Regions from separate parts of the Mus musculus genome. Here region 1 is linked to region 2. Evidence: chromatin loops called from intact Hi-C (ENCODE). Cell type or tissue: heart. All regions are shown on one strand. Each heading gives the region's core, and the rest is flanking DNA. Links, peaks and the distances in the headings are about the cores only.

Region 1 (9,294 bases), core at 701-8,700, 100 kb after region 2:
TATATAGCTCTTAGAATCATATATAGCTCTTAGAAGCACATGGAGAAGGTACATGGTCAGACAGCATGAGTGAGCCTGTTAGATACCTCAGTGGATAAAGGTGCTTACTCTGCAAGCCTGATTGTCTGACTTTGATTCCTGGAACCCACACAAAAGTAGGAGATGAGAACTCACCTCACAAAGTTATCCTCTGATGTCCACAGACACTCAAGGGCTTACATGTAGCCATCCATATGCACGCACACACACACACACACACACACACACACACACACACTCACACTGATAATAAATAAGCTCATTAAAGCAACAGGAAAAATAGATTTTGAGCCCCATTCTTCATTGTGACATTGTTTAGTGGGAAACTGCTCCCAGGATAATGGACGGGTGACCTAGGGATGGATCTTCATAGTCATAAGGCATTGCTTTTAGAAAAGAGATGGAAAGCACAGCTAAGCATGCCCAGGATGGGAGGGTGCACTTAGAGGTAGGAATGACTGAGAACCGAAGTTTCAGAAAGCAGCATAAAAAGGTCCTTTCTTTATCTAGGGGCATCTTCCAGTGCTAATAGAGATGACAAAGGGGCCGATCTTAAGCTGTCAAGGGTCCCAAGGTAGAGCTAAGATTGCAGTACAAATTTTCAATGTAGACACCCGGTAAAGATGAGCTTGGCTTTTAGGACTCATCAACTGGGATAATCCCAGTTGCAAAGTGAAGACTGGTGGGTGAGAGGTGGAACCCCATGCAAAATGAGTACATGGCTGTACTCCACATTCAGGAGACAGAGGCAGAAAGAGTGAAAGCTTAGGACTAGCTTTCACAACATGATGAGTTCGGGACCAGCCTGAACTATACAGTAAGACTCTGCCTCAAAAATAAAATAAAATAAAATAAAATAAAATAAAATAAAAGTAAAAATGATAATAGGAAAGATACTCAGAAGATGACAGTTATTGCCATAGGTCATTCTGAAATAGCCCACCCCAGTGAAATCGGAGCAAGAACACAATACTGCATAGGTGCTAGTTGTCAGGATCATTGATCATTCATTATAGACTGAGCTACACACTCAAGCTTAAGGCTTTTAAGTTGCTCAACCAACCCAAGGTTTACAGTGACAATTTTGGAGTTTTGGTTTCTTTGAAAACACAGAAATATTATAAAAACACATTTTCGTTTTAATCCCAGGTTTGGGATATGGGGCTGCTTCACATTGTCCACAGCAGCCATCTATGATTTGCCTCGTGCTCTAGCAGGAGTGTGATTTTTGCCACCTGTAGATCACTTCTGCAGTTGTGGGATGTTTGGAATTCTGGGGATTTTTCAGAAGGTATGTAAATAATAAGGCCCCCAGGGGCAAGGTTGTTGGTGGTTGGTTGTTCACTGTTTGACAAGTAGTCCTGTGCAAAGAAAGAACAGCAGCAAGAAATTAGATATCCTAATTATGGAGATCAAACTTGCCCCAAGGAACTCAACACCTCTGATCAGCAGGAAGTAGTCTAATAACAAGGTCGCCCAATTTCTGACCCCTGACTTTATTCAATAATTTCTTTCCTTTCTTCTCTATCCTTTTTTCTCTCTTTTATAATGTTAGAGGGTTGAAAGGTTAGAGGGAAGGTGGAGAAGGGTGGAAGAAAGAAGAACCCATAGAGTAGCAAAAGACAAGTTACAAAGGTCGGTACAGGAACTGCCATGAACTGAGCCCTACTGGGGCAAGCCTCACTCAGACTGGGTAGAGAAAGGCAGGGTAGGAGGGGAGTATTTGATATGAAGTTGAGCTATCACAGACGTCAATAAAAACAGTTACAGAGTTGGCTCTGGAGCAGCACAAGGTGTGTGATCAGTGAGAAAGCCTGCGCCAGAATCCTCTGAGGGACGTCAGTTCCCCTTATCCCTCATTGGAGAATCCTGCCTGGAATTCCAACTGCTGATTAGGCCTCTAGGAGAGAAACCTTCTCTCCAGATGGTAATGATTATACCACAGGCACCATCAGGAGGCAGGGGACTAGGGATGCTGGCATGGGTATCACCCTATATTCTATTTAATGCCTTTGTTTGTATATCACTGCACAAAGAGGAGAGATGGTCCTTCCTGGGGCTGCCCACACAACAGGCAACTTGCCTACTTTTAAAAACAGTTCTTGCATTCTTTAAGTCTGATATCACATCTTTAGGCCTTGATCCGCATTTGCATGTGGTCTAGCTTACTTCTCCCAGCTACTCCCCCTAATTGCAACCAGAGAACAGATACCTCTAGTGAAGGCCACCCCAGTTAGCCTTTCTTCTCCTAGAGAAGCCAGAGCTTGTGATATACCAAGCAGTCAGGGGAAAGTAGCAACTGTGTACTCCTCTGCCGAAACCAGTCCTCTCATAGTATCAGACTCTGAGAGGGTCACACGGGTAAGTTTGATGAAGTGACAGAGGTATGTCCCACTTTATCAAGTCACAGGGAAGCAGAGTCTGGCTGGAGGATTTAAATGAAAACGGAAAGAAGTGAGAAGAGGGGTCAGACAGGGAAGGACTGACAAGGACTTCCTTGGTAAACAAACGGGTGTTTCCAGGTGGTCAGTGTCCGAATCAGTTCATGAACCCTCTCCATTATTACAAAAATGGAATAATTTTGCAAGGCCATTGCAAAACTCACAGGAAATGAGCATCACTCAGGTTGCTAAATGGAAGTCTGGGTGGAAAAGACCAAGTTGGCCGGCCTCCGGGGAAATTCTAATGCTGACAGAATCGAAGAGAGGGGTAGGAGACTTACCGCTTGGATGCAGAAAGGTGCAGAGGTGTGTGTGTGTGTGTGTGTGTGTGTGTGTGTGTGTGTGTGTGTGTGATGTGTACACACACCCACACCTGTGCATGCACATGTCAAGACCAGAGGCTGGCATCAAGAGTCTTCCTCTGTTATCTCCACCTTATTCTGCGAGATAGAGTTTCTCAATGATTTCCCTAGATCTTACCAATCGCCCGGGCAAGCTGACCACTGAGAATTCTCCTGTCTTGCCTGCCAGCACTGCTTGCCAACATTGTATGTCCTGCCAATGTTTCCAGCTTTTATGTGAGTGCTATAGATCTTAACTCAGGTCCTCAAAGCCTTTCCTTCCTGAGACATCCTCCAGTCTCCTCTGATCTCAGAGAACTGTCCTCATCTTTGAGCTGCCATGCTAGACAACCCCTTCTGGTGACTCCATCCCTTACAAACATGCCAATCTGAAAGTCCAAATACTGACTCAATCCCCATTTAAAATAACTTACTGCCAAAGAGGGTAGTCACTGAGTCTTCTACCTATGAAACCCAGGTACCTTGCTTCTCTGTGCCCACTAGAGAGTTGCACAGCCAAGGGGAAGGGAGAGCCCCACATGTTAGCTCACTGTGGGGATTTAGCTGCCTGAGAGGCGAGTGACTTATGGAAAGGAAGTATTCCTTGGCACAAGTACAGACTCTGGCCACAGAACTACGGCCTTTTCATTTTTTTAAGAATCCAGGAGGTATGAATGGCCATTAATACCACAGAATGCCCACTTAGCATCTCACAGACTTGATTGAGAACTAACCTTAAACACGAGGCCATAGAAACCATCCTAGGAACAGGGCATATAGAAATGTTTCATTACCTCGGTCTTCTTGTACTGACAAGCTGCAGGGATCAGAGGACAGAAGAGTAGCCACGTGTTAAGTGTTATGGCCCACCTGAGTGACCTGAAAATCCCAATGACTTTGTCAGAGCTTGGAGACCCAGCCAATAATCCCTAAATAGTGTGAGGACTTATTACCCCTTCCACTTTACAACCACAAGTCAATTTGTGGGCCAAGACATCTCAGGAGCATAGTGTGACACTCTTTGGGATTTTGAGAAGTAACTGGGAGGTCTTCGAGATATCCTGAGGCTCTCATAATCCAAAATTTGTAGTGAAGCCTTAGCAGACAGCCTTTGCTATATAACCAACGAGTCACAGAGAAGTGTGTGTGACACATGAATGTGAACCAGTAAACTGAAAATCAGCACTGTCATGCACACACACATGCACACACACCCTATACACAACACACATACACAACACATACACCACACACACAGACACATACTACACACACCACATATACAGCACACATATCACACACATACCACACACACACACCACACTCACATACACAAACACACACACAGACACCACACATACAAAATTAGGACCTAAGTCCACAGATTCACCTTACCTCTGTGTTTACATGTGGGTTTTGTTGTTGTTGTTGTTAATGAAGTCTAGGGTAGATATGTTTTGATATGATCAGTCCTTCATTAGTTTGCCTAGTGGCTCATGAGAAAAAATGGTAGGTGTTCTCAGGTAGGGGTTGAGTCAAAATTGAAGGATTATTAAAAAAAAAAAAGAACTGAAGAAAGAAAGGAATGAGGGAGGGAGGGAAGGGGAGAGAGAGAAGAAAGAAAGAGAGAAAGAAAGGGAAAGAAGAAAGATGAAGAGAGACAAAAAGGAAGGACGGAGCGAGGGAAGGAGGGAGAGACGGAGGGAGGGAGGGAAAGGGAAGAGAAGGGAAGGGAAGGGATGGAAAGAAGAAAGATATAGAGTGATAGGAAGGAAAGAAAGAAGGAAGGAAGGGAGGGAGGGAAGGAAGGAGGGAAGGAATGAAGGAAGGAAGGAAGGAAGGAAGGAAGGAAGGAAGGAAGGAAGGAAGGAAGACAAAAACAACAAAAACCAGTTCTTCAAAGCTCAATCTGCCCCTAGCCTCTGTCTCCCTTTGATTTATACTCTACCATGTTGTAAAGTCTCAATCTTGTCTTCAGACACTGGAATCAGAGGTGCTGACTACAACGCTGTCTTTATTCTCCAGATCACTGGCCTGTCGAAGCTTGACTCCCCTTGATCCAGCTCAGGGCCACTGCAGCGTTCTCCCAGACTCACATAGAAGCTGCCATTTTGACTACAGGTTGCCAACGCTCTTGGATTAGCGTGCACAATTATGGGCAAAATCTGCTTCCCATTTGTCAGGAAAGCAGGAGTCTTACAATGTGTTTGGTTCCTGCAATTAATTCACTGTAAGCAATTTGGTCCCCAGATTCCCTGCAGTGAGAATAGCCGGCCATTTTCACAGTCATTGAACCATTAAATCCCTGTGTATACAAAACAAAGAACTAGGAAAGAATGTTGAGTAAGAGTTACTTAAAATGGTGATACAAATGTTACCCTTTCAGTAACCGTCCTAGCGTGATATATAATACACAAATATACTGATGCCTACGAGCATGGAATACAGAAATACTGTCTGTGTTGTGTCAGAAGCCAGAGGCAGCACAGAATGTGGTTGTCACAGTCACACGTTAGAGCATTGTCTGGGAATTACAGGCTTCTAGATCCCCTCTCCTTTTTCAGGAAATGCTACCTGCCCTGCTGCACCCAAAATACAGGAAAGGTAGAGTTTCTCTCCCTTCTGTCTGTAAACCAGGATGGAGGCTAAGTTACTTATCACAACAAAGTGTCTTGAGTTTCAGAGAGCATTTCCTCCGAACCTTCCCTGTGGCCAGTGTCTTGAATTTGAAGGCTCTTGTCAATTTCACCTTCTCAAAAGGACAAAGATAAATTAGGCACTGGTTCCCCCTGGTGTTTGATTGTGGAACTATACTTCCAAGATTCACCGATGGGTTTCTGTTTGTGGCGGGACAGTTTGCCCTCTGGTGGAGACCACAAAAACAGCCAAGATGCTAATTAAATATTTGTTTATTGAGTTTAAAGCAGTGAGTATTAATTCAAAGCACAAATTTTTAAATACGAAAATTACAAATCACTAACTATCACACACACAAAGAGAGCAAGCAGTTACATTTGGTAGGCATAGTGCTTAGGACTTGGTTGGTACAGGTTTAGTGGGAGTGATCACCCCCTAACACAGGAGATTCACCGGACAGTAATCACCTGCTCTCAGACATGGCATCTTGGGCCCTGGAGCAGGCAAACGCATGGTTCTGCCTAGAGATGTGTTTTTCATACAGTGTAACCAGCTGGTGCTGGCTTGTAGGCTTACATGGTTGGTGGCTGCCTCGTTGGCTCATGGCATCCAAGGAAGTGTGCCAAGAAAGAGAACCTAGAAAATTCTAAGCTCCCTCTCATGACCCACCTCAGAAGTCACCAGTGTCAGCCTGAGCTATTGATAGAAGTGGCTTCACCCAAGCTCACAGACAAAGAACATAACTCATCCTCCCGCCTAGAAGTGTCATGTCCCAAGGGAAAAAGAGGACTGGGTGTAACACATGTATTTGAATGGCCGTCTTCATAAAAATGTGATCAAACTATAGTGATTTTATTTCATTCTTTTCCAAACTCTGAGGTCAGTACCATCATTATCCCAATTTTGCTCTTCAGTGAATAGGGTCAAAAGTACTTTTTTTTTTTTTTAAAAGACTTCTTCATAACATCGGAACAGATCAAGCCCTACTAAATCTGTGGATTTGTGTGGGAGGAGGGAGGCAAATCTGTCCCCAGACAAGACTGTTAAGTTAATGTTTATTAGTGTACCAAAGACTGATACACTTCCAATCAATGAAAATATAAACCCACAGGATAGTGACAGACACAGCAGCTCCAAGGAAGAACACTACCAGGCTGACTTGGAGTCATCTATTATTCTGCAAGATCCAGCCAGTTCTTGCAGGAGAGACTAGCCACATAGCAATATGACAGAGATTACTGAGTTGGCTTTTGTGCTTATTGTCTTGACAGGAGGCCAGCTCCTATTTGCTCATCTCCACTGTGACAGCACTGACCTCATAGATCAAGGACTCTAGGTAGGAATTATTCCAATGGCCAATGCTAAGTAGATGGAAACGGGAAAGGTCTGTTGTTTGACTCTTCCTGGGGAGTCTTTATCTTTCCCCTCCAGATAGAGAGGACCAAGACAAAGGACCCCTGTAGACAAGTTCAGCTTGGTGAGCAAAAGAGTTCATTTTGCTCTATCATTGGCTGGGTAGAGTCTGCAACAGGTGGCAGCTGATGCTGCACTCAAGGATGCTCGATGAAGCAGCATCACCAAGTGGCAGGTTCTGTAGATGCCACATGGGTAAAAGTATGACATGCACAATTTGTTTCAGAACAACCCTTGTGGAAACAATGTGTAAAATCGGTAAAAAGGTGATTTCCTCTGTACCTTCTAGTAATGGGTACTTAAGTAAAAGTAAAATGAGCTAATGTTTATTGAGTAGTTAGTCTACCCCAGGAGGTCACGTTGCTTCTGCCTGAAGTCATTATTTGTCTCATTTCACAGATGAGCAAAGAAAATAACAAGATAAGTACAGACACTGCTTTGATTCTCCAAGTGAGAGATGGGGAGGTAGGGGAACCAGTCCCATAGTGCTCACGGATTTAGAAATGATTTCATTGTTACATCAATGACACAGAGATGATACATTTACTTCAGTATGTTAATAACTAGTCTTTGGACGATCTTAAAAATAACACCAGTTTTAAAATTCTACTTCCTGTTTGCTCATTGCTGGTGAATAGAATACAATTGCCCCTGTAGTATCCTGAAATATTGCCAAACCAAACTGAAGGATTTTTAAATCAATTCTGTGGTATTGTCTGTGTAGACAACTATTGCTCGCCGAATAGAAGTTTTCTTTCTTCTTGATCTGTATTTCACTTAACTAATTCATCTTGACTTTTTATACCAGCTAAGAAGTCCAGCATAATGCTAACTAGGATATTAGGAGTAAATACCTTCTTTTTTTTTAAATCTTAGGAAGAAAGCCTTCAGTATCTGACCTTTTCATTTATATATACATATGTACATATGCATATACATATACAAATGTTTCCTCTTTAGTCTGTTAATATATTAACTGATTTTATAAATGTTTAGTGTATCAGTGTTTTACTTGCATGTTACAGCTGTACATCACATGTGTGCCTAGTCCCTGAAGAGGCCAAAAGAGAGCATCAGGTTGCCTGGAATTAGAGTCATGGATGTTTGTGAACTGCTGAGTGGGTTCTGGGAATTGAACTCAGGACCTTTTGACTGCTGAACCATCTCTCCAGCCCCTAAATTGATTGTCTAATATTGTACCACCTATATGTCTGGAATGAATCTCACTCAGTCATCACACATTTTTCTTTTATGTATTAAAGGAGTTAATTTTTAAATATTTACTTGGAGTTATGCTTAAGAGAGGCACTGTCCTGTGTCTCATTTTGGTAACATATTCATTTGTTTTTCTTCTAATGTAAAACTGGTTTGTTAAAGGGCAGAGAGGGTTTTGTTCTCTGCTATGTTACTAAACAGTTTGGATAGAAAGAGTACTATTTCTTTTTTGATTTGATAAAATTAATTGATAAAGATATTGGAATTTTACTTGTAGAAAGTTTCATATTACGAACTGAACTTCCTCAAAAGCATTGTAACAGTGGCTCCCAACCATCCCATTGCTACAACTCTTTAATACAGTTACTCATGTTGTGGTGATCCCCAACTATAAGTTATCTTCATTGCTGCTTTATAACTGTAATTTTGTTACTGTTATGAATCATAATGTAAACATCTGTTTTCCCATGATCTTAGGCCACCCTGTGAAAGGGTTATTGAACTCCAAAAAGGGTCTCAACCCATAAGTTGTGAATAGCTGCATTAGCGTGCCTAACCTCTTCTTGAAGAAAATTCTGTATTTTGAGTCTTTCAAGGTTACTACTACTACTATTACTAAAACTAACTAACTAACTAACTAGTACTAGTACTATTGTTAGTTTATTTTGAGACAGGATCTCAGTTATTTCAGGTGGGCGTCTAACATGCTCACTAGCTGAGGGTGACATTAAACTGTTGTGCTTCCTGTCTCCACCTCTTGAGTGCTAAGGATACAGGTGTGCACCACCTCTTCTGGTCTTTGCAGTGGTGAAGAACCTGGGACTTGTATATTCTAGAAGAGTGATCTACCAGATGAGCAATGTCCCTGGCCCCTTTATTTCATTTATCAAATCTATTTGTGTAAAGCTGTCTGCCATATTCCCTTAACCGTCTTTTGAATGTCTGTGGGGTCTGTAATGATGGTCATTTCTTGTTTCTGATATTGGTAATTTGTGTCTTCTCTGCTTTCAATCTAATAGGTATGGTTAAAAGTTTATCATCTTTGTTGTTCTAAAACACAAGCTTTGGGTTCATTAATTTTATTTATTGTTTTTCTGTTTTATTTATTCATGTTCCTATATTTATTGTTTCTTTTCTTTTACTTGGCTATGGGTAAACTTAAAGCTGAAAATTGAGGTCATTGAAATGAGGAAGTTCTCATAAGTTGT
Region 2 (9,294 bases), core at 721-8,720:
CATTGAAGTCCACCCAAGACTCCCCGGCACCAATTGTTTATACCTAACCAACTTCCATCTTCCCTCCTTTCTAGAACATACTCTGACTGCCTTTGGGAAATGTAACTCGGTGTTCCAAGTCTATGCCTGACGGTGTTGGCACAAGGCTATAGTGCAGTGCATCAGGATATTATATTGTCCCAACATCAGTATGTGCTTTAGAAACAGGCAAAGGGTACAAGTCAACTCAAAGAAGGTTTGCCAAGAACAAGATAAACTAAAATGAAATGACATTTGTTTGGGGGACTTAAAGTGGAGTTAGGAAGTCAATATTTATGATGAGGTAGTATGAAAAGGGTCTTCATTTGTATCCCAGGTTTGCCTGCTTTGAAGATCCTCTCTCCTCAGACCCCTCAGTGCTGGACTGCTGGGTATGTCACCTCATCTCTCTCTCTGAGAAGCCTTGTCAGTCAGATACCTCTGAGCTGAAACCTTGCATTGAGCTACAGATGGATGTAGCACATGAGGTGGTTTTGTAAGATTCGTAGTCTCTGTTGACCTATGACAAAGTCCCCTCTTTTATCTACTAGATGCTGTCAGGGACACTTCAGCCAGCTTTGCTTACCATTTCAGAATAGCAACCAATGGAATTACTGATCCCATTGTAGCTTAAAGCTGTAAGTACAGCTGCCATCTTGTAAAACCTGTGAGCACATCTTCAATTCTGTGGGAGTCTCTCTTTTCATGGATTGCCACTATTATGAGACCCCAAACAAATGTAATTGTACTTGCTCTTGGCTAGGTTGGTTTTATCCTACCCCAGGAAGATGACCTTAGGCAAGTTTATAAAAGGAATTGGGAGTAAGATGAAGTTGGTTGGGTTTGGGGGAGGATTGTGGATGCACACAACTGCAGCTGCCATATTGCTGCCAGTGTGGGGAAAACCATGTCAGTGAACAGAGGTGGAAGAGACCAAGTCTCGACAAGATAAACCTATGCCCAACAGTGCCAGGAACTTAAAAACATTTATTACCGTTTCACATCTACATACACAGAAATTTATAAATAGAGCCTTTTGAATCCCTTCAGTGTTGCTTGCTTATATCTGTGTTTAGGGCTGACCACTTGGTATTGGATACCAGCAGATGACCCTGATTCTCCCTCTCTTAGTAGTCGTTAATTGCCTATAGCTGGTCATCTAGGAGTGGGGCCTTATGACATTTCCCAGGTCAACTGGTATTGTCACCGTTTATGCCCCATCTAACCAAGCCTACTGTTGAGAGCTCACAGGTACAGATTCTCATCCAATACAGAAAACAATCTGGTTCCTCTATTGAAGAAGGAAAGAAAGCAAACCTCCCAATCCTCTGACTTTTAGAGTCCTTCTACTTCGTTTTCTGTGAGATTTCTTGAGCCTTAGGTGCTGGAGTTGTGCTACAGAGTTATCAGCTAGGGCTGGGCCCCACAGTCAGTTGTCTGCATTTGACCTCTTGTGGCTGTTTACAACCCCTCCTTTCTGTTCTAACTACTGTACTTCTCTTGTTTATTTAGGGCATTGGCTACTAGATGTCTTTTACTGGCAACTCAGGGTATATAATACACAGAGTTTTATAAAGTATAATGACTGTATTAGTTACGGTTTTACTGCTGTGAACAGACACCATGACCACGGCAAGTCTTATAAAAAAAACATTTAATTGGGCTGGCTTACAGATTCAGAGGTTCAGTTCATTACCATCAAGGTGGGAGCATGGCAGCATCCAGGCAGGCATGGTGCAGGAGGAGCTGAGAGTTCTACGTCTTTATCCAAAGGCTGCTAGTGGAAGACTGACTTCCAGGCAACTAGGATGACTCTTAAGCCCACACCCACAGTGACACACCTATTCCAACCAGGCCACACCTCCAGATGGTACCACTCCATGGTCCGAGAATATACAATCCATCACAATGCCATATGTCACAAATTTGTATACTTGTCATATCATTGGATGGAATGACTTGAGAGGCAGAGAAGACATGAATGCAGGCATAATGGGACAACAGAAATGTTTTTGAAAGCCATTGGCAGCATTGATCTTTCAAAGCAGAGAATCAAGTTTTACGAAGGAAAGGAACAGTAATCTCAACTCTTTTTCCAGTAACATGGTGTGATGGTTTGTATATGCTTGGCCCAGGGAGTGGCACTATTAGAAGGTGTGTCCCTGTTGGAGTAGGTGTGTCACTGTTGGTGTGGGCTTTAAGACCCTCATCCTAGCTGCCTAGAAGCCAGTCTTCCACTAGCAGCCTTAGATGAAGATGTAGAGCTCTCAGCTCCTCCTGCACCTTGTCTGCCTGGATGCTGCCATGCTTTCTGCCTTGATGATAATGGACTGAACCTGTAATCCAGCCCCAATTAAATGTTGTCCTTATAAGAGTTGCCTTGGTAATGGTGTCAGTTCACAGCAGTAAAACCCTAACTAAGACACAGTACAATAAAGAACTTTCCTAAAGGCAAGAACTATGGGCTTGGTAGATGTTATGATCTGAAGTGGCCCGTTCACCCTGATTTGTCCTAGAGTATCTCTAGTTTAAAGCAAGATGGCTCAAGTGGGTCAAGGCATTAGTTTCTAAGCTGGATGACTTGAGTTTGATTCCCTGGGGCCAACATAGTGGAAAGAGAACCAACTCCTGAAAGCTGTCCTCTGACTTCCACTGCTACCATACAGTACATGCACACACATCATAGATAGATAGATAGATAGACAGATAGATAGATAGATAGATAGATAGATAGATAGATAGATAGATAGATAGATAGATAGAGGCTGCCTCTATGTAAAAACTACCCCCATGCCCGGCACAGCCACAAAAGCATCTCCTGCAGGAGGATCTAATTGAGGACTGCCTGAGAGACCAAGAATTGCTAATGCAGACAAGGCCAGCCAATCAGGAACTGCTGTTTAGAAGAGATGCTTTCTTGGGACCAATGGGATGTGGGTGAAGGGTATTAAAGGAGCTTGCAGCAGTGTTCAGAGTCTGTGTCGTTGACTCTGTGCCACCTCACCTCCAGTCCTTAAGGGCAGGTAGGGTCAGACAGTGAGTAGTTCAGGGCACAGGCAACCGACAGACAAACAAATAGATGATAGATAGATTAAAAACCCAATATATTACTATGTCTTGGAAATGCTAGTCCCCAGCAAATCTGGAAGGCTGGTCACATGTTTTTGGCCCATAATCAGGTAATGTTGCTTTTTTTGAGACTAGTTTCATCATTAATGTATAAGGGTCTATGGAGGGGTAACAACAGAGCCCTCAGGGTGTTTCAAGCAGGCCTTTGGAGATGCAGACTTCCATAAAGGGCTACAGGGACTGCTGCAGAAAGGCAGTATAGAGAATAACCTCTCCTGTCACAACCAGAGAAGGGTCTTTTTAAAAATGGGACTTACATATTTAAATTGAGGGAACTTCTGGTCTTTGTGGGACCTCCCTCTAGAATTCCATGATTTCCTTTTGTTTTTGAGGCAAGGGGTTCCTATAGGCCAGTGTTCCTGCACCTGGTGGCTCCTAACACCACCTAGGGTGCTTTAGAAACACAGTACTGGCTTCACACATCTGTGAATTTGGGCTTTACAAGAATTGGTTGGAGCCAGAGATCTGTGTTGTTGTTTTTTAAAATCTTTGAAGGTGACATGAATATAAATTATTCACGAATGTCAGTTCATCAACTCTCATCAATGATAGATTGCTTTCCTCGCATTTCAAAAACGACCAACAGAAACCATTGTTTGACTCCATGTTTGGTACATCTTGAACTTTCCATGCACCCTGAGGGCTTGTGAGAAGAGGGATTGCTGCCTCATCCACCCCTATTTCTGTTAGAGTAGAACCAGGCAAGACCAGATATATGCAGACATAGAAACTGTTTTCAGAAGCTGTCACCTGCCATTAGGAGCACCATTTTAGATCCTAAATTCAGTTGAGTATCTAGTGTGGTCTCTTTACGTCGTTCATACCATTGCCTTTGGACCTCAACCTAGTACAGTAATTAGTAAATTTCTGGTGAAGAATGGAAAAGATTGGAGGTATAGTTCAGTGGTTGAATATTTGCTTAACACAAAGAAGCCCTGGCTTTAATACTAAATGTATATTTGTGGAATACAGTGAGATATTTTAAAACATGTGATATAATGATCAAACCAGATAACTGGTATACCCATCACCTCAAGAATCTATCTTTTCTTTGCAGTCAGCTGCTTGAAGACTATGGACTATATCCTTTACCACAGGAGAACTGATTCTGTTGGCTCTGAGGCAGTCTCATGGGACCTTGGCTGAGGATATGGGTGGGAACAACAGGATTTCCTGCTTTCAACATTAGGAACTTTGCACTGAGCACAATGTACCAACAGCGGCTGTGTCCTATTCTGGGGCCCCTGGCCAATCCTGCCTAATCTTCTACAAATTCCATTTTGCTTTATTACTTTCTATTTATGCCTTGCCCACCAGTTCATTTCTGACCTTTTTTAAAAAAAATCTTCTTGTAGTGTTTTGGTTTTTAAATATATTTGTAGGGTGATTACACAGGCACATTCTCATCGCTGTTTCTCTTCATTCCTGTTCCTAAGCTTACAATGATCTTCCTGAATGATCACTGAATCTCCTACAATGGTTGCACCAGGGACTCTGAGCATCTCATATCCCATCAGTTGTTTTTGTTCTCAGTGTGGAGAAGGCTGCAGGCAGCATAATACTGTCTCTCTAACTGTCTCCATTAGGGCAAGCAATGCTTCTTGGACTACAGAGAACTACTCATGGCCACATCCCAGACCTCAAGGCTAGACACACCCCAAATAAAGTTAAAAAGGAAGTGAAACCACTGACCATTATTAACCACTAAATAAGGAGCCTGAGATCCAAGCTTTAGAGGAACGCTGGAATGGTGCTCATGTGGCTTTTGTAGCTTTTACGTAACGGGTTGAAATAAGAAACGGCATCCCCCAAATAAACACAAATAACAGTAAGAACAATTTCAAACAGAGTCTTTCTCTTTCATCCTGCTTCCCTGACAGTAAATTTGTTGGTGCATAGTTTAATGATCCCTAAGGAACAGGGGTCCATCTGGTTCCTCTCTGGAGAAGGGTTTTGGCTCTAACCAGAGCCTCTACTTGTGAGGATCCTTGTGATCCTTTCTAAATTAGTTCTATAAAATCTGCCTAAGGGAAGGGCAGAGTCTGTGACCAGAAGCAACACCCAGCCTTCTCTGCCCTTTAACCCAGACAGTCACCATGGCTTCCGCATTCCACCTCCAGATGTGACATTTCAACAGCTAAGGGACAGCCACTTAGTGGTTGGGCGACCAATGCACTTCCCCTTAATGCTATAAGTGGGCCAGTTGGCTTGGCTTTGTAAACTCTAGGAGGGTGGATTTTTGTTGTTGAGGCAAGGTTTCGTTAGGTACCTCAGTTTGGTCTTGAATTCATGATACCCCCTGTCTCCAATTCTTGAGTCCTGGGATTGTTGATACATGCTTATAACATGCCCAGTTCTACCAAAGCCTTTATGGTTCTGTGTTTACAATCTTTATGTCTCAAGAATCATCTCCAAATATGCTGACAGGAAAATGTTATGTTAGATTTTTAAAAGTTTAATTTGGGAATTTTTTTTTCTCCTTGGAAGCCATTTAGAGAGACCAGTCATCCTCCAGGGAAAACGTATAGTTTTCTAGTGGGGAATCTCATGGGATTTCATGAGCATGGCGGATGGTAGAACAGGTGCTTAGGAGAGAGCAGGAATGTGACCTTCACGGCACTCTTAATAACTGCCTCTTGAGCAGAAGAGATGTCCTAGGAGGTGAAAGCTCTGGTCAACAGCCTGATAAGCTAAGTTTGAACTCCTAGAGTCCATGTAAAAGAACAACGTAGCACATGTCTGCAGTTGCAACACTCCTATTGCAAGAGAGGAGGTAAAAACAGAAGACTCTTGGAGACCTGTGGGCCAGCTAGCCGGGAGAACGCAAAACAGTGGCAGGAAGAGAGACCCTGCCTCAAGCAAGATGGAAGTGCTGGACCAACATCCAAGGCTGTCCTCCGACATTCATGCTGTGGTGTGTGTAAGGGAACATAAGCACAAAGCACATACAGATATGTGTTTTAAATCATCTCTTGATATGAGTACTCTTTTTCTCTGACTTAAAGTGTGGGCATTGCTATGTGTGAGAGACGATGTACTGATGGAGGAAAAGGTATTGTGAGGAGAGATCAGGAACAGTTGTTCTCTCTGAAAGAGCCTGAGAAAAGCCAGATACCAAAAGCAAGGGTCACATTCATACAACAGAGAGTAAGAAAGGCTGAATTCTTGTAATTTACAGTACACATTGCCATTTGTAGGGCAGAAGGAGGCAGAACTTGCAGATCGTCATTCTAGTAGTGGTGTAGGACCAAATGTTTTTGTAAGGGCCATCTGCAGTTGCAACACATCTCTTACGTGTATTGTGTCCAAAATGCTTAAAGAGCTTCTGCTTGCAACACAGAGAGAACAGAAAAGTCTCACAGCGTGGAGTGGCAGGCCCTAAGAATCTCAAAGTCCTATGCATTGCTGAGAGGTCAACAATCAGTGTTTCAGCCGAGGCAGGTGTGAGGGGACTAGGAAGAAAGAAATCGTATTGATCTCTGCGCAGAAAAACGGCTAGAGAAGCAAGCTGGGCTGTTCCATAAAGCCTTCCTGTCTATACTCGAAAGAGTTCAAAAGCAAATGGGTTTTGCTGAGGAGTCCAACAGCAGCATTTTCTGTGCTCGGATTTCCCTGAGGAAGGGGCTGGGGAAGCTTCTGTTTATCTTTCAGACATGGTGAAGACATTTCCAACTGGTTTGAAAGAACAAACTCCCTTTCTTTCTTGTATCCAGAAGACATAAGCTATGTGTGTGTGTGTGTGTGTGTGTGTGTATGGGTGTATGGGTATGTGTGTGTGTGTGTGTGTGTGTGTGTGTGTGTGTGTGTGTGTGTGTGTATGGGTGTATGTGTGTGTGTGTGTGTGTGTGTGTGTGTGTGTGTGTGTGTGTGTATGTATGAATTTTCCCTTGACAAATTCATACATAGAAAAAAAAACTATATATAAGTCAGGATAGAGTGATCGTTAAGTTCTAACTCTGCAAATTTTACCTTTTTCTCATGTTCTTGCAGACTGGAATAATTACATCAGTCCCACAAATATTGCTTCATCTGGACTGGAGAGATGGCTCAGCGGTTAAGAGCACTGACTGTTCTTCCGAAGGTCCGGAGTTCAAATCCCAGCAACCACATGGTGGCTCACAACCATCTGTAATGAGATCTGACACCCTCTTCTGGTGCTATATGAAGATAGTTACAGTGTACTTAGATATAATAATAAGTACATCTTTAAAAAATATATATTGCTTCATCCACTGTCAGGCAGACTTGAAAAATCTTCTCTTTCATATGACGTTCCAAATCACCTGAGCCATTTATCTTGGACTTCAGGGAGATCTGTTGTATGAGGTGGCCATACACTTCACTAAACATGTTCTTGACCTTGAACATATTTTCAGGGTAGAGATGATGATTCGCCCACTTTGTTCCTTGATAACTTGAGATTCATTTCATATCACCAAAGGACAACAAGACTTTCCATGCAACATGGCAGATTGATATGTAGTAACCACACTGAGTCATGCTGATGTACTGAAGGCAGTAGGTTTTATTTGCTAAAGTGTCACTGGATAGAGAAGTGATGTCACTTTCCAGCTCTGAATTCTGTGGTTTAATGACACTGCCAATGGAACAAACTTCAGTCCCTCACAACACCCAGAAGAGAAGATAGCAACACAGTCAGGGGAGATTCACAAAGAAACTGGATTGAATTTGACATGAGGACAGCTATCTTGTGTCATAATCACCACAATTATCCTAGAGATGTCAGAGTTGGTTTTTATGTTTTCTGCACTGTCTCTTAGAGAAATATAAGTAGGTTAAATGATTAGAGTGTCATTAAATGTATTTCAATTGAATCCTGGCTTCTGGGATGTATTCAACATTGATGTTTTCTTAAAATAGAGTAGGTACAATCTGGCTTGCCTGAAGTCACTGAAGTTATCCTAACCAATATGCATACACAGACATCTTCTTCTGACTCAAATAGTAGAGATCTACCTGACATTGCTGTACACTATGACCATATTTCTCTCAGTAAGTTGATCAATAAATTGCACTATGCAATACTAGATCTATGAACCTCTTTTCTTTGCTCCCAAAGCACCTTTCTGCCATTTCCCATACTTTGGGAGTAGATTGTTCTAGCATACCCACTTAGGGAGAAGAGCTATAACATATGGAAGGCCAGGCCGTTGGTGCTTAGACTGGACTGGAGAGTCCAAGAAATGATATTCAGAAGTCACAAGTGCTCTCTCTCTCTCTCTCTCTCTCTCTCTCTCTCTCTCTCTCTCTCTCTCTCTCTCTCCTCTCTCCCCCTCCCTCCCTCCCTCTCTCTCTCTCTCTCTCTCTCTCTCTCTCTCTCTCTCTCTCTTTCAGTCTCTCTCTGTGTGTATATGGATGTATGGGTGTGTGTGTGTGTGTGTGTGTGTGTACATGTGTATGTATGTACATACGCATGTATGCTAAATGCTAAGCCTGATATACTAGATAAAAATCTACCCAAGCAAAGGCAAAGTCATAGATACCCAGGGAATATTTGGGAGGCACATTAGGAAAAATGAATCTCAATAATCTGCATTGCACTGGCTTTAATAGACTGAATCTCTCAAATTCATGCATTGAAACCTAGCCATTAACATACTGATGTTAGGAGGTGGAGGTTTTGAGAAGTGTTACATAATGGGGCTACAATCCTCATGAATGGATTTGTGCCTTGATCGCAAGACTAAAATAGAGACCTCTCATCTGTCTTGTTATTTTTTAAGACGCGAGAGTACAACCACAAGAAGGTAACCCCTGCTACCCAGGAGCAGGACCTCAACCACAGTGGCCTCTGGATCATGTACTTCTGACCTCCAAAAATAAATCTGTGACTCTCTGCTATAGTAATCTGAAATTACACCAGCATCATCTCATTTTCAACTCTTATTTCTCTCCTTTTCTCTGCTTCTGGTTTGTTATCCATCTTACTTTGACTTGACACATCTTAAATCATTCAGGAGCACCCATGCGCCCAGATATGAACAACCAGTCCTTTGACCACTGTATCCCATGAGTTCAAATGCATGTATTCATTCTAATTATATATTGGGACCATTCCACTTGAATTGTTTTGTGAAAACTCTATTCTTTTGCTTACTCTTTGTCTTAGTCCTATTGCTCTGAAAA

Evidence for each region. Hi-C counts contacts between places; a loop is a spot of excess contacts. Peaks named below come from ENCODE experiments on the same cell type or tissue, not always from the same donor. Only the 100,000 strongest peaks of a DNase experiment are listed, where the experiment ranks them.
Region 1: a loop joins it to region 2, with 2.2 times the contacts of the local background. A loop is called at or near these places in 6 of 42 quality-filtered maps.

The regions. Positions count from the first base shown.
Region 1 is chr13:41,566,578-41,575,871 of GRCm38, forward strand. All of the region lies in intron 1 of Gm32184 (a long non-coding RNA gene), which reads right to left. Among named protein-coding and RNA genes, the nearest start is that of Tmem170b, 35 kb to the right of the region's middle. In heart, for the core only: CTCF peaks have their summits at 5,657 (motif pointing left) and 5,863; a DNase peak (open chromatin) is centred at 5,614; H3K27me3 peaks cover 885 bases.
Region 2 is chr13:41,462,050-41,471,343 of GRCm38, forward strand. It overlaps a transcript of Nedd9 not described here. Among named protein-coding and RNA genes, the nearest start is that of Gm32401, 20 kb to the right of the region's middle. In heart, for the core only: no CTCF peak of the experiment used is centred there; DNase peaks (open chromatin) are centred at 4,302, 4,782 and 5,252; H3K27me3 peaks cover 5,496 bases.